Regions from separate parts of the Mus musculus genome. Here all the other regions are linked to region 1. Evidence: chromatin loops called from intact Hi-C (ENCODE). Cell type or tissue: left cerebral cortex. All regions are shown on one strand. Region 1 holds the start of Edn1 (endothelin 1). Region 2 holds the start of Gm32833 (a long non-coding RNA gene). Region 3 holds the start of Hivep1 (human immunodeficiency virus type I enhancer binding protein 1).

Evidence for each region. A loop is a pair of places that touch in the nucleus more often than their neighbours do. Peaks named below come from ENCODE experiments on the same cell type or tissue, not always from the same donor. Only the 100,000 strongest peaks of a DNase experiment are listed, where the experiment ranks them.
Region 2: a loop joins it to region 1, with 2.0 times the contacts of the local background. A loop is called at or near these places in 2 of 42 quality-filtered maps.
Region 3: it touches region 1 in a loop (6-fold over the local background); 6 of 42 quality-filtered maps call a loop at or near these places.

The regions. Positions count from the first base shown.
Region 1 is chr13:42,297,619-42,305,618 of GRCm38, reverse strand. Edn1 (endothelin 1) reads right to left here and starts at 4,143. Exons shown (of 5, transcript NM_010104.4): 1 at 3,661-4,143; 2 at 1,894-2,062; 3 at 515-673; 4 at 251-364. The coding sequence starts at 3,724. In left cerebral cortex, CTCF peaks have their summits at 1,886, 2,849 and 4,869 (motif pointing right); DNase peaks (open chromatin) are centred at 3,396, 4,180, 4,859, 7,080 and 3 more places; H3K4me3 peaks cover 2,935 bases; H3K27ac peaks cover 228 bases.
Region 2 is chr13:42,398,570-42,406,569 of GRCm38, reverse strand. It overlaps Gm32833 (a long non-coding RNA gene), which reads left to right and starts at 3,181. Exons shown (of 3, transcript XR_382264.1): 1 at 3,181-3,252. In left cerebral cortex, no CTCF peak of the experiment used is centred here; DNase peaks (open chromatin) are centred at 2,798 and 3,171; H3K27ac peaks cover 1,478 bases.
Region 3 is chr13:42,048,747-42,056,746 of GRCm38, reverse strand. It overlaps Hivep1 (human immunodeficiency virus type I enhancer binding protein 1), which reads right to left and starts at 4,726. Exons shown (of 9, transcript NM_007772.2): 1 at 4,657-4,726; 2 at 1,205-1,347. The coding sequence starts at 1,244. Gm28707 (a long non-coding RNA gene) reads right to left here. Exons shown (of 2, transcript XR_001780922.2): 1 at 7,634-8,000; 2 at 6,180-6,971. In left cerebral cortex, a CTCF peak has its summit at 4,444 (motif pointing right); DNase peaks (open chromatin) are centred at 5,846, 6,224, 7,130, 7,838 and 5 more places; H3K4me3 peaks cover 4,819 bases; H3K27ac peaks cover 4,356 bases.

The DNA.
Region 1 (8,000 bases):
ACTGGATATGCTCAAATGTTAAAGCTGCCCCTTAGTGTAGAAGCTCTACCTATAGACTGAACAGTGTGTGCTAAGACACAGTGGGCAGGTGTCTGCACTCAAGGCGCCAGTATCCAAGGAGCCCTTTGCTCTTTTAAGTCCACAGACCATGACGACTCTATTACTGGACTCAAGCCTTTCTCCCACTAGAAAGGACTGGGGAGCCATTAGCACTGGCGTCCAGGGGTAGGAGTCCTTATGAGCCTCTTACCTTCGTAGTTTCCTTCCTTCCACCAGCTGCTGATAGATACACTTCTTTCCCAACTTGGAACAGGGTTTTCCTTTCTTGGAGTCTTTTAAGCTTTTCTGCATGGTACTTTGGGCCCTGTGAAGACAGAGGAGCAAAACCATTTTAGTGGTGGTATGTTGAGATTCACCTTGCCTCTTCATGTCTCTGCTCCTTTCTCTTAAGTGAAAAACAGTCTCACAGGGAGAAGGCCAGCAGGCCGGACAAGTCAAAGGGGCCTCCACTCACCTGAGTTCTTTTCCTGCTTGGCAGAAATTCCAGCACTTCTTGTCTTTTTGGTGAGCGCACTGACATCTAACTGCCTGGTCTGTGGCCTTATTGGGAAGTAAGTCTTTCAAGGAACGCTTGGACCTGGAAGAACCTCCCAGTCCATACGGTACGACGCGCCTATTATGGAAAGAGAGAAGGAAGATATTAGCTTAATTAATAATCTTTCAGACGACTCATTCTTTGGGCATACAATTCAGAGAGCATTTGGACAGTGCATGATAGCAAAGATAATGGAAGCCATTTGGCATGTCTGCCCATCAATGGTCCTCAGTGTATGTCCCCAAATGGGAAAACACGAACTTTTTTTTTTCTGATTCAATGACATTCCATTTCAATACTTAACAATGATATCCCATTTCTTCTAGAGAGCTTTGTTCCAAATTACAACCTCTGTTTGGGCTTCTGCTTTGTATTTTCTTTCTTTTCTTGTCTGTTTTCTGGTGGTTGTGGGGCCAGAAAACAGAAGGACTACAGCCACACCAAAACTTAAGATTTCTAGACAGACTGCAGGGTGGAGCCTGGCATATTGGTGCACTGCTCCTAAAGTTTGGTAAAATTGAATGGCTGTGAAGGACTCAGTGTCAAAATGCTCTCCGATAAATTGCAAGGAATCCATTTCAATTCTCACAACAAGGAACGCAGTCCTCCCCTTGGTAGAAACACTACTAAGGATTAGGTCCGCGGTGGTTTGGGTCTGGTTTGTTTTGGAACGTGGCCAGCCATTGTAGACAGACTAAATGTGTTTGTTCTCTCTGATGATTGCTCCTGATGAGTGGACTAGGGTTGGGGGCTGAGGGTAAAACAGCCTCGGTTCCCTTGGAAGGTACAAGAGAAACCCATGGGTACTGTTCTGATCTCTGCCTTGAAATACAGTTTTCTAAAGACGAAGGAGAGATGCAAGAAGTACCCGACTCTAGGCTATCCCTCTGGAATAGATGGTATTGTGCCTCTCTGAGAAGTACAGGTAGACTACTCTACATAGGACCTGGGCTATTAGGTCCCATGTCCAGAGCCTCCTGCTAAGTTAGTCTATCCCTTTCTTGTCTTTAAATGCATAGCCCCGTCCTGCTTGTCCTCAGCCAATCTGATCTGTCCCACAGGAAGCAGCCTGACTCTCCCTTACCCCCAGCCTCTCAGAAGACACTCTCCAAGATTGCTACCACTAAGCTGACCTGTCTCAGTCAGCAGGGTTTCCCTTGGGAGCCACGGTTTTTTGTCTTCAGAAACGCTAAAGACAGAAGCTTCCCAGAACAGAAACTCCAGCCTGGGCTCTCCAGGCTCCAGAAAGCCCCAGTAGTAAGAGATGGCTAGGGTTACAATGCCCTCTAGAGACTCACTCGGGAGTGTTGACCCAGATGATGTCCAGGTGGCAGAAGTAGACACACTCCTTGTCCATCAAGGAAGAACAGGAACAGCGCTTGGACCTGCGGGGTCTCCAGGGTGTGCTGGGAGGGGGGCTCTGCACTCCATTCTCAGCTCCGGTGCTGAGTTCGGCTCCCAAGACAGCTGTGAAGAGAAGAGAGGGTCAGATTGGTAGTAATATCTTTCTTCAGGCGTCCAGAGCAAGCACCTGCACCCTAGTATTCAGGTCAGATCTAGCAGCGCAAATAGAAGCAGACAAGGCATAAAACTGCCTTTAGCCAGAAACACAAACAGAAAGAAAAGAGCTTCCTTTGTTCTCCGTGCCTAACAGGACTTCACCCTTACCCTGGCTGGCTTATCCACCTGCAGGGAGATCACACACACACACACACACACACACACACAGAGAGAGAGAGAGAGAGAGAGAGAGAGAGAGAGAGAGAGAGAGAGAGAGAGAGAGGAAAGGACTCCCCAGCCTTCTGAAGCCGCTTTGAAGTAGATACTGTCTGGTGGAATTTTGAGGGAGTCCATACCTGAGACATAGAATGGCACAACTCCCATAGATTAAACTGACAGGTGGCCACCAGCAAATAATATAGACTGCCTATTCCTGGCTATGGAGACATGTTCCCTACTCAGGATAAACTCTTTAGGGGTTTCCACCCCATTCCAGCGTGTGTAGGGGCACAGACCAGTCTAGGTGGCATATGGGTGCCTTTTTATAATAGACAGAAAGCAAAAACTTTCAGAAAATGCCTGGACACCGAAAAGAAACTAACTTTACAATATTCACTTCAGGTGGGAGACAAGTTGCCACTGACGGAAGAGAAGGTACAGCTGCTCAGGGAACCCAGGGAAAGTACCCCGTGGGTTCAGAATTCAGAATCTTTGGGCAGCACAGCTTGCTGTGGGACTTGACACCTCCCTCTGGCCCAACACAGCATCGCCGCGCAGTTTATCTGCTCGATTTTGTTCATTCCAAACGATCAGACACATTCCAGGGCTTTCACCCTTTTGACATCCTTTCTCTTTGCTTAGGGTCATGAAAAGACAAAAAGAGGGCACTGACCCTCAAAAAACAGGATGGGAGGAGAAAAGAACCAGCTGTGGCCCGTACTGTCTAATTCCTTAATCAGGCAGGAATGATCCCGGCTCCCCTCCCAGGACAGGTGAATACAACTGCAATAGAGCTCACAGTGTTTGAAGATGCCAAAAACCTGCCAAATGAAACCTTAAGTCAATAGTGACAAATTTTAAAGAAAGCATGTGCTTCGCCCTGAAACCGCCTGCGGGGTTATTCAGCGCATGGTTGATCGGCAGGTGATTTCCCTGCTCACGGTGTGCCTGCATGACCCGAATAAAATTCCTTGGCTTTAAGTTGGAGTGTTTCAATATTTTACACATTAGCGCACTATCAAGACAACGTTTGAATAAGCCCCTAAATGAACCGTGCAACCCTAAACACACTTATTTCAAAATAGATTTTTGCTTCAGCTGTACTGCTACAACGTTATTTTGAAGCTATGCGATACTCGGTTGTAGTCAGTTGTATTCAAACAGGGGTTTTATTTCTTTCGCTTCACACAGAAGTTAATTAATTGTAAGGCACTTGCTGCTGGAGCTTCAGTAATTAAAAAAATAAATAAAAAGGAAAGAATGAAAGAAAAGAAAGAAAGAAAAGTGGAAAACAGAAGCGATAACTGCGCTGCGCTGAAGTAGAAAGATTCGCAAGTGGCGCCTACCTGTTTCTGGAGCTCCTTGGAAAGTCACGAACAGCAGAGAGAAGATCACGGGAAAATAATCCATTCTGCAAAGGGGTCAGAAGAGTGGGGAAAAAGGAAAAAAAGAAAACTCGGTTGCAAATGGAACTCAATGCAAAACGAAGAGGACGGTGTCTGGTCGCTCTGATCGCCTCTGGGTTTTTTTGTTTTTTGTTTTTTGTTTTTTTTTTAGATCTCAGCGCGGTCCTCAGCAAGTGGCCCTTCCACTGGGGCGAAAGCGTCGCGGGCAGCCGGGAGGCAGCGCGCAAGGACAGCGGAGCAGACCGGGTCAGGCTCTCAGCGCCGGTGCAGGAACGCTTCTGACTCGGACAGTTCTCCGCCGCCTTTTTATATTGAACCCCTATAGAGTGGGGGTAAACAGCTCTGACTTTATTCCAGCCCTAAACAATGTTATTGTGTGATTAGTCACCCACAGGCAACGTGCAGCCAGAGATAAGACCCGGCTCTAGAGGAAATCACGGCTAACTTCAGAGGCAGACGCCCGCCGTCTGACAATCCAGGGGCAGGGCTAAGAAAAAGAAAACACCCACTAGACAGAGACCGCTGCAGAACCTGCAGAGAGCAGCAGCCCGCTTCCCCTTTTGCTAGCTGCCAGCCCCAGAGTTCAAGAATCAAGAGTTTCTCCAGAAGCAAAGTCACCCCATTGGAATGAAAAGTATGAAGTACAATTAAATAGATTGTATTGTGCGCGCGCAGGGGGGTGGGGTGGAGGTGGGGCTGATCATTGTTCACTTGATTTTCCTTTTATGTCTTTCTGATCAAACAAGGGGACGATCCCCACTCTTCGCTCTTGAATCCCAGCTACTGGGGCGGGCGGGGAACCAGATTAGTTTGGAAGATCACCCTACTTTTCCACCACCACCCCTTCCACCAAGTCTTTTCTAAACTAAAGTACTTCGCATTTGAGGTGAGAAAGATTCCGTCAGGAGTTAGCAAGGAAGGAAAACTAAATAATAATGATAACAACAACAATGTGGTTTTGTCAGGTACATCCTTATCTCCCTAGTATCGCCGATCAGAAGTACACGTACACACACACACACACACACACACACACACACACACACACACACTCGCCCTCCAATATTTCTTGTGCCCAGCCTCTCCCTGGGAATTGCTGCTATCGCGAAGGATCTTGAGAAATGGCAGAGACGACCGCCAGGGGGAGATGGAGAGCTGCAGGGGCTTATGCTTTAATAAGATAAAACAACTAAAGCCTCGGCTTCTAAATGATTAGTAACAAGCTGTGGCCAGGCAGAGAAGGGGCGCCTCACATACTAAAGAGAGGTGGCTTCAGGGCATTCCATTATTCCCTTCCCCGACTTTCCAGAGTCTCCTCCACATCACTTTGCTTCTTTACTCGGGCAAACCTGCGGTCTGTGCTTGATTAGAAAGCTACAAGGGGGGTGTGGGGAGGGAAGGACTGCCGATGCTGAATATGTGCATCAGATCATACCTCACCCTTTAATAACGTGTTTACATTTTCCAAACAGTTTCCTGTCTATTTTACCATGAAAGACTCCCTCCCCCAGGTGTCCATGGGTTATTAAGGCACAAGTGACAACATGTCTTCATGAATAAAGCAAAACACACAGAAAACACGTTGGCTTTTTTCAACAAGCTCCCGGAATGCCCATAAGCTGGAAACAACACACAGGATCCACGCAGAGTGGTTTCCCTAGGATGCTACCACAAAGGTCCCTTCTTCATCCCGTCTTGTTTGACTTCAGTTTTCCCTGGGAGTAGAGGCCAAAATAGACTCAATCCAGTCCATGCAACCATTTATTTCTTCACCTCTACAATCAAAAGGCAGACTTGATAGCAATACCCACGCTGTGGACAGAGACATGCTTAGGCCTAGTGACCTCTCTGGGAATCTCAGTAGGGGAGACACAGCAGCAGCAGCAGCAGCAGCAGCAGCAGCTTTAGGTCACTAAGAACTCTGTCCCTTAGGAGACTCTGGACTAAGAGCTGGAGACATTGAAGAAGCAGGAACCAGCATCCCTCCCACACCCACACCCGAGGCCCAGGGCCACTGGTAAGCCTCTGCCTCTGCTTTGCTTACCTCAGCCCAACCCCTGAGGGTGGGGGCCAGGAGGTGACAACTGCCCCTAGACCTGGGCCCCAACAGGAAGCCAGCTCATCCCACCCCAGCTCCTCAGGGGACCTGGAGGAGAGGAGAGCTGATGTCACCGGAAGGTCCAAAGCCCAAGTTTCCCACCAGCAAGAGAAAGGTGAGTGGGAAAACAAGTACTCCCCTCCCCCCCACACCCCTTTCTGACCTCCTGGCCAATTTGGCCAAACACTGGCAACTGTCAGGACCAACCTGTCCTCAGCTCCACCCCGGAAATGCCCAACCCAGTTCTGGAAGGCATCCCCAGTGTCTAGCCTGAGCCATCATCCTTCAGCTGAGGGACCTCTGCAGATAGCGATGGCCACAGCATCAGGGAGAGAAGGAAAGCAAAGGAGAACTGTCCAGGTGTTTTTCTACTACCCACTCCCTTCTTGTGTACCTGTGCCACTCTGAACATACACTCAGAAGTAAAATGCAAACCTCGGCAGCCATCCACTCTGAGCTTCTTCTAAAGCTCCGTGATAGCAAACCCCAAATAAAAACAAGATCTTAGCCCTGGGAGGGTCCCATCTTTCCAGGTATAATCCTACCTTTTATGTTTTATCCTGAATTCTCTAGGCCTCTGTGTATATATGTATTGTGTACATGCATGGGCACCTATGCCTCCTTTTTTATGTAGGCTCTGCCTCCTGCCCATCTCTCCACATCTGTCCCTTACAGCTGCCCCCTAACTCCCTTGTCTTCCCATGAAAGGAAGGAAGAACCCTCATTCAAGCCCAGAGAAGGAAGCTCTAGGCTACTTTGGGCAGCTTCACCAGATACAATTTTTGCCAAGTAGCAGGGGGAGGAGAGAGGAGGGCAGCAAACCAGTTTGACAAGCTGGATGGCCCTACCCACCTCCACTTAAGGTATTACTATTAGAGAGGCTAAAGACTCTAAAGGGCTAAACATGTAAGGAAGTTTTATAACTACAGGGGATGGGGGATAGAAGGTGCCTTCCCTGAGTCCATCCCACTTCTCAAAACAGTTCCCAGGGAAATGCTCTTTGCAGCCCATCACCCTGAACAGTGGCAAGGAAAATGGTTTTTCCCTGCCACACAACAGCTCCCAGCTGGCCTTACTGTTCCTGCTTAAGATGTACCCTTGAAATGCGGGGAAACTGCCTGATAAAGTTGTTTTTATGTTTTTCTTTTCTGTATCTTTGGCTGCATATTAATAGATAGCTATAAATAAAACACCCTGAGCCTCAAATACAGAGACTACACAGTAGCAGAGTGTACTGTTTTTAGCACTCCTCGACTTTGGTCTCTCTCAGCTTTTGCGTAACAAAACTTGCAACTTTGCCAAGCCAATAAATTTGGAGTGAGATTTTGCTCAGGGAAGAGAAGAGTTGCCGTGTGGTTGCTGGACACGAGTGGCAATTAGCTTGTTTGTGGGCAAGGCGAAGCTATGCAGACACTAAGCCTGCTTTAAGCCTAGGATGGTGACTACGCTATATACAATGAAATGCCGTCCATTACAGTCCTTGTGCCCAGGCCCCACTGCATGCACGCGGGAGCTGTGAGGAGGGAGACAAAGTTTCTTTCTCCCTTTAATCCAAAGAAAATAATGGTTACTATCCCACCGGAAATGAGATAGCCTGAATCAATTCATCCAATGCATTAAAAAAAAAAAAGAAAAAGTATGAAGTATGTCTTACATTTAGTTTAAAAGGTTGTGTCAGACTTTCTGACCTGGCATCCTGAAGCTCAGTCACCAGGAAATCTCTTTCACACTTTTGTTTGTTTGTTTGCTTTGTTCCTTTGCTTTGCCAGATTTGGGTGCCATGGGTAGACTTTCAAAAAATATTTTGATGTTAAGCAAAATTGTTTCTTCTACATGAATAATTTTAGGAAGTGTGTGTTTATATGTGTGTCGCGTGTGTGTGTGTGTGTGTGTGTGTGTGTGCATGCGTGCGTGTGCGTAGGTAGAGGTTAGAGGTGGTATCTAGTGTCTTCCTTGATCACTCTCCACGTTATTCATCATTGACCACGGTTTCTTACTGAACCCGCCGAATCTCACCCCTTGGCTAGGATGGCTGACCAGCAAGATCCCCGGGACCTACCTGTCTCTGGCCCACAGAACGAAGGCTACAAGCAGGAACCGCCAAGCCTAGTCACCACAGGAAAGCCGAGTAACCCAAACTCGGGTCCCTTTGCTTCAAAATACAAGCACTCTCCCAACTGTT
Region 2 (8,000 bases), 100 kb before region 1:
CAAGTACCCAGTCACACTAAAGGGAAAATTAGACTTAGAATGGTGTTTTCAGTTTCTTTATAAAAAATAATGTCTTGGGGATGGAAAGAGGCTCAGAGTTTGAGAATAGATGCTGCTCTTGCAGAAGAACAGGGTTTCTTGTTTTCAGTAGTCACTTTAGATGGTCCATAACTGAGTGTAACTACTGTACTAGAGTGGCTCCACTACAAGAGACTTGACACTTCTTCTAGACTCTACTGTCACCCACACACATGGAAGTGCACACACACACACACACAAGATATATTTAAATAAAATTTTTAAATAGCTGGCATGATGACCCATACTTTTAATCCCAGTACTCTAGAGGCAGAGACAAGCAGACCTCTCTGACTTTGGGGGACAGCCGGGTCCACATAGCAAGTTCTAGGATGGCCATGGCTGCATAGTAAGACCCTATCTCAAAATAAAGCTATAAGTAATATCTGTCTGTACTCAAAATCTAGCAAAACCCTAAGGGAAAAAAATGGCAAGTCAGCTTATAACTCACTCAGAATACAAGAGGTTTTGTATGTTTTTATTGGATATTTTCATTTACATTTCAAATGTTTCCCCTTTCCAGGTCTCCCCTTCACAAACTCCCTAACCTGTCCCCACTCTCCCTGCCTCTATGAGAGTGCTCCCTCACCCACTCACCCACTCCTGTCTTCCCTCACTGGCATTCCCCTTCACTGGGGGATCGAACATCCTCAGGCCCAAAGGTCTCTCCTCCCACTGATATCCAACAAGGTCATCTTCTGTCACATATATGACTGGAGCCATGAGTCCCTCTATGTGTATTCTTTGGTTGGTGGTCCATTTCCCAGGAGTTCCTGGGTGGAGGTATGGCCTGTTTACACTGTTGCTCGCTCCATTGGGGCTGCAAACCCTCCCAGCTCCTTCAGTCCCTTCTTCAACTCCTCCATCAGGGACCCTTGAACTCAGTCCAATGGTTGGCTGGGAGCATCCTCCTCTGTATTTGTCATACTCTGGCAGAACCTCTCAGGAGACAGCCATATTAGGCTTCTATCAGCAAGCACTTTCTGGCATCCACAATAGCATCTGGGTTTGGTGGCTGTATATGGGATGGATCCCCAGGTGGTGCAGTCTCTGGATGGCCTTTCCTTTAATCTCGGTTCCACACGTTGTCTCTATGTTTACTTCTGTGAGTATTTTATTCACCCTTCTAAGAAGCACTGAAGCATCCACATTTTGATCTTCCTTCCTTTTGGGCTTTATATGGTCTGTGAGTTGAATCTTGGATATTCCTAACTTTTGGGCTAATATCGACTTTTCAGTGAGTACATACCATGTGTGTTCTTTTGTGATTGGGTTACCTCACTCAGGGTAATATTTTCAAGTTCCATCCATTTGCCTGTGAATTTCATGAAGTCATTGTTTTTAATAGCTGAGTAGTATTCCATTGTGTAAATGTACTATACTTTCTGTACCCATCCCTCTGTTGAGAGACATCTGGGTTGTTTCCAACTTCTGGCTATTATAAATATGGCTGCTATGAACATAGTGGAGCATGTGTCCTTATTACATGCTGGAACATCTTCTGGATATATGCCCAAGAGTGGTATAGCTGTATTTTTAAAATACATGTAGGTATAAGTATAGATCCTTGGTACAAAATTAGCCTCATTGTGTGAGGTGCTTTTTCTTAGCACTCTATCAAGAGCACGTCCCCAGGTTATAGGACATTATTTTCTTACAACATCATTTATATGGCTGCAAAATAAAATAAACCATGGTATAAATATATCAGAACTTATTTAAACAATTCTCTTGGGCACAGAACCCTGTTGTTATTTAAAAAAAATAAAAAAAACAATGTCATGTCATCTGGCAAATAAATCTTTCCCTTTGTTGAGATTTTTGTTGTATTACTAAGTTCTTGGAGAGAGCTCATTGGGTTGAAGATCATGAACACTTGCAGCACCTTAGAAACATACAGTCCAGTGTTCTTCAGAAAGCTGTCCTTTCTTTGCCTCAGAAGAACGAATATAGGATGTCACAGGAAAGCCAGCACAGCTTCCTCTCTCTGCTGTCTAGTCCGCCGTGTGGACAAGCTCAGCGAGTACGTGTCTGCTTTGTAAAGGGGACTGTCAACAGTCCTGCCATGGCTTTGAACTGTTAAGGACTGCCCTTACCTCATATTCATTAATGGGACTTTTTAAAAATTCAGTTGGACTTGTCCTAACTTGGATACTGAATATCTTAGTTCAAGTCCTAAGCCATGTACTAGCCGTGTGACAGAAGGAGGCAGATGATTTAATAGCCTGGACTGTTTTCCCACTGAGAAAATGAAGGACTTATCTTATATCTACATGATCTTTGTCTCCTCTGTGTCACTGTCTCTGTTTCTCTGTCTCTCTCTGTCTCTCTCTGTCTCTCTGTCTCTCTGTCTCTCTGTCTCTCTGTCTCTCTGGTGTGTATACTTGTTAGTGTATGTGCATGTGCACGTGTGTGCAGATGCATATGTATGAGGAGACCAGAAGTTGATGTCCAGTAGCCTGCCTCATTCACCTTCCACCTTGAAACTGTGAGCCTGAAGCTCAATTAGATTTGCTGGCCATTGCAGTTCAGGGATCTCCATGTCTCTACACCACTGTGTCCAACTTTTTAACATATTAACATTGGTTCTGGGAATCAGAATTGTGATACTTATGCTTCTGAGTCTCTCAGCTGAGCCAGCTCCACAGCTCCAGTATCTGACTTTCATTAAAAGATTGCATGACACACCATCTGTTTTAGAAAATCAAACAACATATCCAGTAGCACATTATATTCAGGGACATTGGCCTCAATCCCTGCAAAGTCCCAAGTCTAAGTTCCCTGAAATGTCTTGACCGTGAGAAATGGCTCAGTTTGACCTTCAAGAAGGACATTCCATATTCATCAAGGTCACATAAATTTTATCACCTCCAGTTGCTGCTATTCACAAATAACAACTGTGCATCTTACAAGCAATGGCACAACCTGCGTGTTCTTCCCCTGACAAGAGACAGAAAGCTACTGCAAGAAAATAGGACAGTTTATACCAGCCTTCAGGACTGTGACCCAAAACAATGTGAGAAGCAGAACTAGGTCTGGGGCAGGGACTGTGTCCAAGTCAGCAGCTCACTTACTCATCCTGAGTAGAAACACCATGTTCCTCAGTTTTCCATCTGGAGAACAGCCCAGAAATGATCCAGTCTCCTCGCCAGATTGAAGAGGCAGCTTTTGGAGGTGAACAAATTTTCTTGTTTGCTTTCTGTGGTAATTTATTATTCTCCTCACAGAATGGCAGTCTCTCCTGAGTAGCTGAGGATAAAGTTGCAACTTATTCAGAGATAATGTCTGCTGGGTATCAGCAGCTGACAAGTGGCTGGTTCTACACGGAGGGTTTTCAGGTTAGTGAGAATAGAAAACAGTTTAATTCTCTTTCCCACCATAATACTTACCATCTATTGATTGATAGAGTCTTGTGTTACAGAGACTGAGCTAAACACTTTATACTACTGGTTGGCTTAGCTGTTAAGATGACTGCGTTGAAGGCACTTATCTTACTTTTAAAGATGGAGTAACGGCTCAGAAAGAATAGGGAATGGTGTGGTTGGAAACTGACTACTGGTCTACCTGACTTCAAAGCCAATGTTCAGTTTGTTACATTTCTCCAGTTGAGTTTAAATAGTTGGTCTTCAGCTGGTGGTGATATTTTTTGAAATTGTGGAACCTTTGAGAAGAGGGGTCTAGATGGAGAAAGTAGGTCCCTAAGTAGAGATGTGTCTTGAGGCTTATAGTCTAGCCCTGTCTCCTGGTTCTGTTCTACTTTATAATGCTACTTACAATTTATCTTAGGGTTTCATTGCTGTAAGGAGACCCATGACGACAACAGCCCTTATACACAAAACTCGTGGCAGCATGCAGGCAGACATGATGATGGAGAATCTGAGAGTTCTACATCTTGATCCACAGGCAGCAGAAAGAGACTGGGTGTTACATTGGGCATAACTTGAGTATATATGACCTTAAAGCATGTCTGCCCAGTGACACACTCCCTCCAATAAGACTACACTTACTCCAACAAGGCCACACATCCTAATAGTGCCATTCCCAATGGCAAAACAAACACATGGATCTATGGGGATCATTCCTACCAAACTACCACATAATTCAATATGACGATCCTATGAGCTCTAATGGTATCTCTAGTTCTGTGTCCTCTTCTATGGCTGATGGGTTTGATTGACAGATGGATTTGATTGACAGAGGACCATTGCTTGGGGCTGGTGAGAATTTCCTGCATCCTCTTCACCACTCTTCTCTTCTCCTTCCACTCCTTAGAGCTCACCCATCTCCAACAGAATCCACTGGTTCTTATCAAACATTTCAGTTTCTCAAACCTCTCCTTTATCCTTCTTTCAAGGGAAGTCTGCCCTCTAATGATGCAAATGAACTATTGAGTTCAAACACTTATTTCTCAGAAATGAAGCAAAGGGTACATCTCAAGGGTACAGGGGTTGACTGGAGTGGAGCTCTATGGAAGCCCACCCATCTGCATTTATTGTTTAAAAGGAAAGGAATCTGAGGCTCAGGAAAGCACTTGTTCCCACAGTCCTAAGAGAAGGAGCTATTAAAAAAGGCAACATTCATGTCCCAGTGTGGATGATCCCTGGGATGACAAGAACTTCCTGAGCTAGCAACAGAGAGCAGCAAGAGGGAATCAAGGGGTGGCCTGCACTGGGTGAGAAAAAAGAAAACCTCAGCCACTTCCACAAAGACTCATTAATTTGCATTCAGTCGAGCAGAGCTGGAGAATGAATCCAGCCTTTAGTCTGTTTATCTTGACTGACAGCAGACAAGTCTCTGGAGGGACTGACTCTAAGAACTGTTCACCAATTGCTGTGAAACAGCATTTACCTGTCAGACTTTCAGTGAGGGTGAACTGAATGCAGGGCAAAGGAAATCTGCTTAATTTTCCATGATGCTCTACGATATGCTGCTAGAGCACTTCACTTTGGCTGCTCTTTACAGTAAATGAATAAATAAATATTTAAGCTTGTCATTATTGTGCTAGGTGTACTTTAAAAAGGAAAATCAGAATTTCAGGGTTGGGGGGTGGCTCCGTTGGTAAAGCTTTGCATGGATAGTTAACCTAACATACGTAGCAAAGTTCTAAGCCAATAGAAGAGACCCTGTCTCGAGCAAAAAAATAAAAAAGGAAGAAACATGAAGAATAATACCTTATGCTGTTCTCTGACCCACAGATGAATGCATACATGTACACATGTGCAGTGCACACATGCACGTGAGAATGCACACAGAATGTTCACTTATCTTTTTTCTTATACATTGTCTAAGGTCTTCAATATAAGCAAAACTTTATGTTCCCACAAAAGTATCAGAGATTCCCCTGCTGGCTTCCCTTCCTATTTAGATAAGCCCTTCTCATGGCTTCTAGATCATTGGGGTATTTATGTTTCAAGAGAAAAGTATGTATGGGATAGCTAAATCTAGGTGGAGTGATCATAGGGGCTTTCTCCAGAAGCTGGAGGACTATACCACTCAGCACCCCACCCTGGTCTCTATTTGCTCCATTTTTCATCACCTGGTACTCTATTGCTAAGTAACTGAAGGTGATTACCAGAAGACCAGCTGGTGTGTGTGTGTGGTTGTGTGTGTGTGTGGCGTGTGTATATGTGTATGTGTATGTAACAATATACATATGTATGTAATGGGAAGTACCACTTAGGAGGGACAGTTGCTGAACTATCCCCTTAAAAACACTGAAAAACTATGAAAGCTCTCCTGGACTCATTCACTCTTTTCTTACTTCTGATTGGAATGTGGATATTCAAAGCAGACTTCAATCAGCTGCTATTCTAATCACCAGCTTGGGGACATAAAGACATGTCTTAATTTTTCAGGAGGAAGGAATTGGATAAAGTTCCTGTGAAACTGATTAAACCTAAAAATATTCCATAGTGCAGCATCTACTAAGTATTACCTCCTGTAGCCTCCTTACAGTGGGACCAGTCTGTCCCTCCTCCAGGATGAAAGACTTTTAGAAGCCCTTTAGAACGCAGAGTGGAATTTGGTATTATCAATGTGCTGGTTTATCAGATATGAATTCATTTGTTTTTCTCAAAGCCACTTATCAGCAAGAACAGAGCTGGCTTGTCTACATCCGAATTGTGCTACAAACACCCTTTCTAAGTTCCCTAGGGTTCAAACATTTTTTTTTATCTTCCAGGGTTTTTTTTCTCACATTTGTTTGTGTTTTCTTAACCTCATACCTATTGAGGTGGATTTCTGGGTCAGGATCCCTGTAAAGACACAAGGAATGGAGGAAATGCCCCCAGTTCAGGCTGTCTGAGGACCAATTGTCTGGGTAGAGTTTCAACCCTGAAAGACCAGTGGACAGTTGGAAGTGAGATGAATTGGCTGGGGATGGCCCCAGAGTTGAGCCGTTCTTCATGCTACCAGTGTCTTTATTCTCTGTCTGAGAACTCTAGGTAATATACAGCATGAAAGGCAGGAACCAGCAGATTCCTGTGATATGTCCTGCATGCTAAACTCCTGTAGCAAGAGAAATAACAGGGCTTCCTTCAGTTCAGACCCATCACCTTCCTCCTCACCTTGGAGACTCCCATGATCTTACAATGGGTTGATGTAGGGCGACCCCACAAGCAATTTGTCTTCCTGTTCTCCTAGTATGCTCTGCTGACCACAAAGTTCATTTGTAGAAGGCTCACCATCTATCTCTGTCACAAAGAGGAACATGGAAGGCTTAATACAGAAAGGCTTCATGCCTTTCCACTCACAAACAAGAACTAAGCCACACACTGTAAAGGAAAATGCCTGTAATTGTATAGGAATCTCTCTTATGGTGAAATAATTGATAAGGTTTTTTTGTGAGTTATATTTAATGGTTAGAGTAGAGAGAAGTTTGTTATTTTTGTTTTGGGTTTTATATAATAATTCAATGTTTGCATCTTAATTTTTGTATAGACATGCATCTACACTCGATTTACATGAAAGGGTTATTATCTCCATGGACTGGCAACTGGTAGCCTCCACAGTGACAATTATTGGCATTTTCTGTGGGCTCTATCATGAGGCAAGCATTTTTCAGGCATTTTTTAAAAACAAAATGAAACTAAACCAGAGTAAGTTATCATACTCCTTAACCTTGATATCATTTTTCATCTCACTAAAGCATACACCAAAACTAAGGCTCTTGCTTTTTAATGAGTGTTAAAATGAACAAAGACCACACAGAAATTTATCACCATGTTATTCCCTTTTATGAAAGTGGCAAGAATCAACAGATAACCACTTAATTTCTTGGCAAAGTGGAGAATTATGGCTTATAAAGTCTTAAGTAAAGATTATAAAGATACATGGTATTTCAATAGTGTGTGACCAGACTCTTCTAATGTTTGTGCCACAACAGGAATGTTAGTTCTCAGGAGGAATTCACCTTGGGTTTAATGTAAACTTGAAGACATCTAGCCTGAGAGGTTGGATCGAGAGCTTTGCTTTGCTGAAGAGCATCATCTGTCCCTCCCCCCATGGCCTGCTGATCTCTTCAGCCACACTTACCTTGGACAGCCAGTGGGTGCCCTGTAGTTAGAGAACAGCTCCCATAGAAGACTCTGAACGTTTCATGACTGGCAGCTTAGAGGTGTGAACGAGAGGAACGTGCCTACAGGCGAGGTCCATGAAAGGCTATCATTTCCACACTTCTGCTGAAGTTCTCTGCGTGGAAGGATGTGCTAAGTTCAATTCCTTTGCCCACATTTGCTGTTTCAGGCTGGCCAGTGCTGAACTTATGGATCCTTCTTTTGCAAGCTAAAGTTCACATCAAGGAACACATTGGCCACCTATGTATAGATAACTTCATTTGGCTTTTTTCCCTCTCTCAGTGTTTTCTTTGCCTAGTCCTCAGATACTTACTGTCTCAATACCTAACCTCTGTGGGACTCTGCTTC
Region 3 (8,000 bases), 250 kb after region 1:
TTTGCCTAAGATCTTTTGATATAGCAGATTTTTTGCTTCACACTGCTACAGTCTTTACATAGATATCCCGAACTTTGTGTGCATGTGTGTGAATACTGGTGTGCACATGACATAGCACATGTGTGGACATGTGGACACCTGCTACCTTGTCTGAGAAAGGCTCTCAGTGTCTGGACATACCAGGCTATCTGGCCCACAATTTTCTGGACATGCTCCTGTTTCCATACCCTGTTTTGCCACAGACTGTGACTGCAGACCTACACTACTGCTTCTGGTCTTCCGTGGCTTCTAGACATCTTAACTCGGGTCCTCCTAGTAGCACAACCAGCGTTGTACCAACTGAGACCTCTCACAAGTTCAATACTGCTAAATCCCTATATACTGGAATCAAATAGAAAAGATAACTGCTATTCACAGTGAATATAACACCTCAAAACAATAACAATCGTTAAACAGATATAGCAAAATATGCTTAGTTTCCCAGTATTAAATACCTTTACTTTTAATGGAAAACCATTCACCTTGCAGCCGTATGAAATGTGTTACATGTCCTGTTTGTTTTGCTTTGCTTGGTGCTGGGAACGGAATCCAGAGCCATAAGCAAGTTAAGCCCATAGTCTAACCCCAAGCGAGATCTCTAGCCTTATATACAAGTTTGACAGGATATTTCTCTGTTGAAAATAAGTCAGTTTGTTCTAACTTCTGCAAGTAAAGTAGTATATAAATGTGAGTTCCAACTTTCTTTCACTTCTTTGTCTTGATATAATGTACAGAAGTAAACCTCCAACAGCATACAGTAGCAAAGCTCACTGACACGACATCTCACTAGCATGCTTGAAGCCCAGGGTTCAATCTCCCAGAGACACGTAAAGGATCGGGGAGGAATTCTTTTTTTGAACAAATGAACATAACATCAATTATCAGAAAACATCAACCATCCATTTCAGATTCCCTAGTTCCTATTAAGAAATGATTAATATCAGCCTTTAGCAGGTCACCACAAAAGAACTGTAATTCTTGAGGGATTAATTCATCCAGCAGGTAAGGGACAGTTACTATACAAGACAAAGAGGAATGAGGCATAATGGTGCTGGCCATGAAGCAGGGTCAGTGCCTAAGGAGGCCACAGGCATTCCTGGTACCAGCAATGCACTTGATGATGGGGGTCACTGGAAGCCTTTCTTCACTGAACACAGAGCCTTACCTCTGAGATTTCTGGGATGAATCTGCTTCGTGCGAGGCATTTTCTTAGATTTAAGAGCTCCCTTTTCTTCTTAGAAACTGTTGGAAGAGCAGGTTACAAAAGGCTGGCTCCATGTACTCGTTGGCCATCAGTTAATCCACATGCTGCAAAGAAAAAGATAAAAGCAGTAAATCTCACCACCGTCAAAAGAGAAGGACACTTCAAAAGGTAGGGGCTTAGAGCAGTGCTGACCTAAGCTCAATAGAAGGTAACCTCTGCAAGCACCATTCGCTTTTAACTAAACATAAGCCAGGTCATCTTGCCATAAGACGGGCCACTCTCTAGGTCCCCTTGTTGAGAAAACAGGTGGAAAAAAAAGTCTCTAGACATTAGTTAGATGAGAATGAGAATGCTCACTTTAGAACAGCACTGCTAGTTACAATGAAAGTTAGTGTAAGGTGACAGTTATGCTGTATACATATGGTCATTTATAAGGGAAGCCCAATGTCCTGGCCATGTCACTTCAGTTGACTCAGTTAACATGCACAGTTGCAATGGTGGCTGTTCCCCAGTGATGGCTGACATGCCTTGGCGGGACTGCACATGCCTGTGATCAGCGGCTACATGTTGACCTTTGAGTAGACCACAGACATGCCTCGAATCCATGTTGGCGCACTTAGTTATCAAAGCAAGATATTCCAGAGCATTCTGTCCCCTCTGGCACAGGCCAGGCACTGTTCCAATCAGCATGTGTGACTAAAAAAGTTGCATTGCCAGTGACACAAGATGATCACGCTGCCTAAACAAAAAGCAGTCCTTTGTTGACTTAAGCATCTGAGGCTTGGGAATTACTTGTTACTGCAGCACAACCTAGTCTGTCCTGACTCTGCTTTTTCAAGCTGAAATGCATCATGCCAAGACCCAACAGGCATGTCCAACCTACAGCCCAAGGACTAAGTCTGACTGAAGATCTCTACTCATGCTGCCTTTACTAATGCTGCCTAACACAAAATAGTAAACTTACTTAAAACATTACAAGATTTCTTTTGAGATTTTTTTTTGTAACTCTGTTGCAAGGTCCTCCAGCCTATGTTGCAATGCCAAAAGGTTGAACGTGCCTGAAAGTTAACCACCCATCTGTCCAAATCAGCAACCTCCCTCTCTCCTCTTCCACTAGATTCTTTCTCAATAATCAGTTAAAAGTTTAGCTTCAACTTCCTGCAACAGTGCTGATAAGCAAAGCCCATTAAGCAGGCCCTATGGGGTGAAACCAAGTTTAATCACTAAGCAAACACAATAGACTAAGGATGCTTTTGTTTAAAACCTCTCATATCTATTACTGTACACGACACAAGAGAACACTTATTGGGTTTACTGTAGAGTTTCTACTTATCACCTAATTTAATCCTAACAACCGAATCAACTGCTCAAACTCAGCCATTTTACAGAGGTAGGGGAAAAAAGTTTTGGGAGAGATTAAAAAAAAATTAACAACTCCAATTCATCCATTTTACAAAGAGAAAACAAAACAAAAAACAAAACAAAACAAAAAAAAAACAAGTTTAGAGAGAGATTATGAAATCTTCCTCAGAACGTGGCCCCACATGACACCTTGCCCATTTCCTCTGAGAAGATAACATTTACCTACCAAGGACAATCCCCTCCCAAAGGGATGAATGACACAGCAAATCATGAAGACATACTTTGGAATCAAACCTGACCAGGTTCAAGGCCAGGCTTTACCCCATTCTGTGTGGCCTTGTTCAAGGTACTTAAGCTCTCAGAAAAGAAGATCAGATTTCCCAAGCTGTAAAATCAGGAAACATTATCCACCCCAAACGGGCTAAGGACTGAGGAGTAAGCTACACAATGTAGAAGCTTTGCCTACCACATGAAAATGCTGAAATATTAATTCCCTGGAAGAACGCCTCTAAGGTAAAGAACATGTATCCCAGACTAAGGTTTTAGATGTATGTTTTCACTTTAGTTAAAACGCATAAGGAAAAGGCGGCTATTACCGTGCTTGCGACTGTAAGCAACACGGCTCTTAACACGGCTATTAGTCGGCATAACACAAACTATCCCCAATCTAACGCCAGGGGAAGAATAAGAAACAGGACGGTCAATGATGGGTGAAAGATAGAGCTCCTCAACTCCCCCTACCACAGAGGCATCAGCTATAGCATCCAAAAAGGTTTTGACTGCACAGAGAATTTAAAGATAAAGCTGTAAGTGTTCCGTTCCGTATTAAAACTAAAGCTTTTAAGCGGTCACGATATTACGAAGTTTTTAAAGCGTGAACTCGGATTGTAAGCCGATCACGTGACCTCCCACAGCTCCCAAGCTTAAATGTTAAAATATGCAAATTCCCAACCTGTAACAGCTTTGTGCGACCCGGTTTTGCAGCCTCCAGCCCCCCTGTCCCTAGCTGTCCAGCCCACATTTAAATCCGCGGTGGAGAAGTGGTTATTTTCAAAGACGACAGCACCACCGTGGCGACTAGGACCAGTGATCGACCATTCTTTCTCGAGAAAGAAATACATACTACAAGGTGCAAAAACAGGACACAATCAAAAAAGCGTAAAGACAGTCACAAGGAGAAAAAACATGAATGAATGTGGAGGGCGGAGCCTGGGAAAACCCCTCTGCAACGCTGCACTGAACAAAGCGCTTCGCATGCCAGAAGGAGGGGGGAATGGAAGTGCCAGCTCCGGAAGGAGCCTAGAGTGGATGCGGAGAGCAGGAGGAGGAGGAGGAGGAGGACAGAGTCGGCGAGAGCAGCAGCCTTGAGACTCCTCCTCGCGCCAGCCTCGCCACAGCCCCCTCCCCTCTCTAGCCGCAACTCCGGCTGGAGCCCGACCCCGCGGCGAGCCCAAGCCGCCCCGCGCCCCTACCCACCGGCCCCGACCCACCAGCGGCGGGCGCGCGCCCTACGGGGAGGGAAACTACCCAGGTGGCCCGGAGTAAACAGGCACTCCGGGCAAAGACCGAAAGGGAAAGCGAGCCACAAAGCCGGGAGGTGCGGAAGCCGCGGCCTGGTCTCCCGCAGCCCCGCCGAGCCCTCCTGCGAGAAGCGGCCGCGGCGACCAGGAGGCCGGCCCTCCGTACCTGCTGGGCTCGCAGGACCGCAGCTCCCGCCGCCCGTGCGGCCAGGACCCGCCGAAGTGGCAAGCGGCTCCCGCACGCAGCATCCCCTCCGCAAGGTCGGCGCCGGCACACGCGCACACACTCACTCACACGCACACCCGCGCGCCCGCCCGCCAGGGGGAGGTGGTCCCGGCCCCCGCCCCCCGCGCCGCGCTCTCCCGGGTGCAGCGCCCCCACCGCCGCGCCCGGCCCCGCACCCGTCGGGAACTGCGCTGCACTTGACAACCGGGACATCAGCACAAGCGGAGCCTCCTCCCGACGGGCACCGAGGCGCGAGCTGGGCGCGGGAGGGACCGAGTGGAACCCGGCGGGAGAGCGGCCTTTACCTCTCCCGGGTGTCCGTGAGGACGGCTGGCAGCGCGAGGGCGGCCAGGGCGAAGGTCGGCGGCTTCCCCCCGCGCGTGGGCGGGGCAGCAGGGGATCCCCGGGGGCGGCGGGGCGGGGGCTGCGGCGGGAGGGCGGGCTCCTGTGAAGCCGGCCCGGGGCCCCCTGCCGCCCCGCCCGCCCGCCCGCCCGCCGCAGGCCCCGCCGCGGGGACCCAGGACGCAGGAGGAGGCGCGGCCCGAAGGGCGGGGCGGGGCGGGGCGGCAGCGGAGGCGGGGCTCCGCGGCCCGGGGAAGCCCGGCCGGGCCGCAGTCGGGGGCGGTTGGCCCGGGAGGAGGGGCGGGGCCGGGCGGGGCCGGATTCTCTTTACCGTCTTTTGACTTTCTAGAGCAGGCTGTGGGCCGGCCCGGTGACGTCATGGTGTCTCCCAGCCCCGCCCCTCGCCCTGGCCCTGGTAGGGAGGAGGAGGAGGAGGAGGACCCTGGAGGGAGGGGGGACCCCAAGGGGGTTTCCTCTGCTCCGCGTAGAGGGAAGGGGAAAATCATAGTGAAACTTGAAACGCATTAACTTTAAAAAATAACTTTTAAAAAAGAGAGAGAGAATGAAAGGGGGCTGGGTTGTTGACTTGGAGGGTCAGAGGGGACGTGTTATTAAGCCCTAAACTGAAACCACTTTTTTGGTGGCGGATGTTCTATTAAAAGACCGAGGAAAGCCAAGGTTATTCCGGAGAGAGCCGGTGCTTCCCAGAGCCTAAGCAGCGGCGAGCGCAGTTAACCCCTCCTTAGCTGCCTGTCAGCTGGGGACTAACCCGCGAGGGAACTTTGGAAGCCGAAGAGGGGGTGCGGGGCGGAGCCACCCAGCAGGCTTCTGGAACTCTGGGGGAGTGAACAGGGAAGACAGACTAATTTATTACAAACCAGAGTTTGACCCCGGCTGCTAGAAAGCGTTAGAGAACGGGAACTGGAAACTTCTGGAAATATCAGGAGAGCTGACTCTGGGGAACGAAGCAGGTTTTCAAGGGTAGGCATAATACTAGCAGTTTGAACTTAAAAATTACACGCATCCACAAAAAAAAAAAAAAGCCGATAGAAGATTGTACGGGCCACCTCAAAGTTGGAAAGAATAAGGTGTTAAAAAAAAAAAGGCGCAAAACAAAAATATTCTTTGTTAAGCGATCATACGCCCACTAACAGCTGACCATCTGTGCAAACTTGTTTTGCTCCCTTAGGCTTTCATAAAGATGTCCAGGTCGTTCCTGCTAACGGTTGACCCCTAAAATCCCCCGAGGAAGTCCTACCTCTAGCTTGCTGGAGCTAAGAAAAGCACAAAGCCCCAGAATGGAAATTATTAAAAATGGAATACTTGGTAATGGCAAGCTTAGAGCCAAAAATAATGTTTTGCAGAGGAAGAAAATATGCCTACCAAAAAGTAAATTTGGTCATAGGAGCAAAGATTATGCAGCTAGAAAGCTCGGGTGGTGGGTAATACTATGTCAGCCTTACAATGAAAGAGTACCATTTTAATATTCCAGTAAGATGTCTTCTATTTTATTAAATGAAATACCCAATGGGTAGGATTCATAAAACATATAATGTAGTTCCCCTCCCCCAGCCGAGCTGTTTGAACCAAAAGATAAACATGCAGACATAGATAATGTGTTAAGATTAAAAACAAAAAGTCTTCAGAAGTCGAGTTTTTGTTACTTGAAACAGAAAGAGAAGAAAAAAAAGTTAAGTGCCAGAGAGAAATTTTTAACTCAATATTTGCTGAAGACAACAGAAATGTATCCATGAACCCAGGATGTCTCCAAGATACAGCAATGCTAAGAGCGTTTGAGAAAACTGCATATCTGGTTTTGATTTGTCATTTTACTGTGTTTTCTTGAGCAACAAACCAGTATTAAAACTTCTCTCTGAGATAGTTAATATAAGAACACTTTCCTGGTAAGTTTTCTGAATTGTCTAAATGCGTTTTTTTTTTTTTCCATACCAAAATGCAGGGAAAGGCAGCTATGTTAAATGTTAAGTAGTTGGTTTCGGTTTGTTTTGTGACACAGTAAATAGTAGATCCTCAAATAGCAAATAAACGGAATTGGATGAGTGAACCCGTCCAGCCCGGTAACTGGTAAACTTCAGCTTGAACTGTCAAAAATCCTTGAACAATGGGGATCCCAATGATGGCTCTAGACTGGGAAGGCAGAGAGATTCCAAGGGGCCTCTTTCTCTCCATCCAGCAGGCCAAGTAAGAGTCTTTGTTGCGCCCCTTGGGAGACGTAGGGTCCTGTGGGTACTCTGACCTTATCTCTCCCGCTGAGCATCTAGGGGAGAGCATCGGTCCAACCCGAGGCCGCACCCGAGCGTCCCCCAACCCCGGTTCCCACGCATCTGCCCGGCGCTGCCTGGCTCGGGCTCCCCCTTGGCACGGCCCCGTGGCTCCACGGCACCGGCCCTCCGGCCGGTGCGGCCAGCAGCGCCACCGCCACGCGGAGATCCCGGAGGTTCCTCCTGTTGGCCCCGGGTCACACCGCCCGCTCGTCCCTCCCCTTCACCCTGCGAGCTGGGTTTTCCCGTCCACCAACGAGTCCCCTCCCCCCGGCCCCCACTCCGGCGACCCGGCTACAAACCCTCCCCTGCTCGCTCCCAGCAACTGTCCCCCCTACGCCCGGGCTCTTCCCAAGCCAAGCAGACAAAAGAACGGAGGGAGGAAAACTTACCGAACTACAAGGCAAAAAAAAAAAAAAAAAAAAAAAAAAAAAAAAGTCTGCTCCCAAGCTTCCTGGTTCAACTTTTCATTTTAAAAACAAAAGCAGAAACCAAAAGCCTCCTAGGTTGGAAGTGGGCGTGAGAGGAAACGCTGGGGGAGGCGCTTGGTTCCCTCCCTGCGCTGCCCCCCCCACCCCCCCACACCCCCCTACCCCGCTTTTCTGGCCCCTACCCAAAGCTTTGATGTTATCTGGTGCACCGCCTACGTGGGTTATACCTTGAGCTTGGTGCCTGGTGACAGTCAAGATAGTCTCCTCTGTGGGTGCTGCTAGGAGGCAGCGCAGCAGGTGGCCAAAGGACGGAATCCTGGCTCTAGCCGGTCCTGGAAAAGGACCTTTGGGGCTCCCTTTCTCACCTGAGCTGAAAAGGGCTCTCCCAGCTAGGAATCTTTGTCTCAGAACTGTGCTACGTTTGCTGTTTGAATCAGAGAAGGAGGTCTCCCAGATTACATTCTTTTTCCTTCCACTCAGAACAAACTTGTAATAAGATCGTTTGGATGTTTCCCCAGGCTCTGTTCAGTTTTTAGATCTCAGCTTTGGAAGCAGATATTATTTTCTTTCTGAGATATTCCTGCAGCCTTCAAG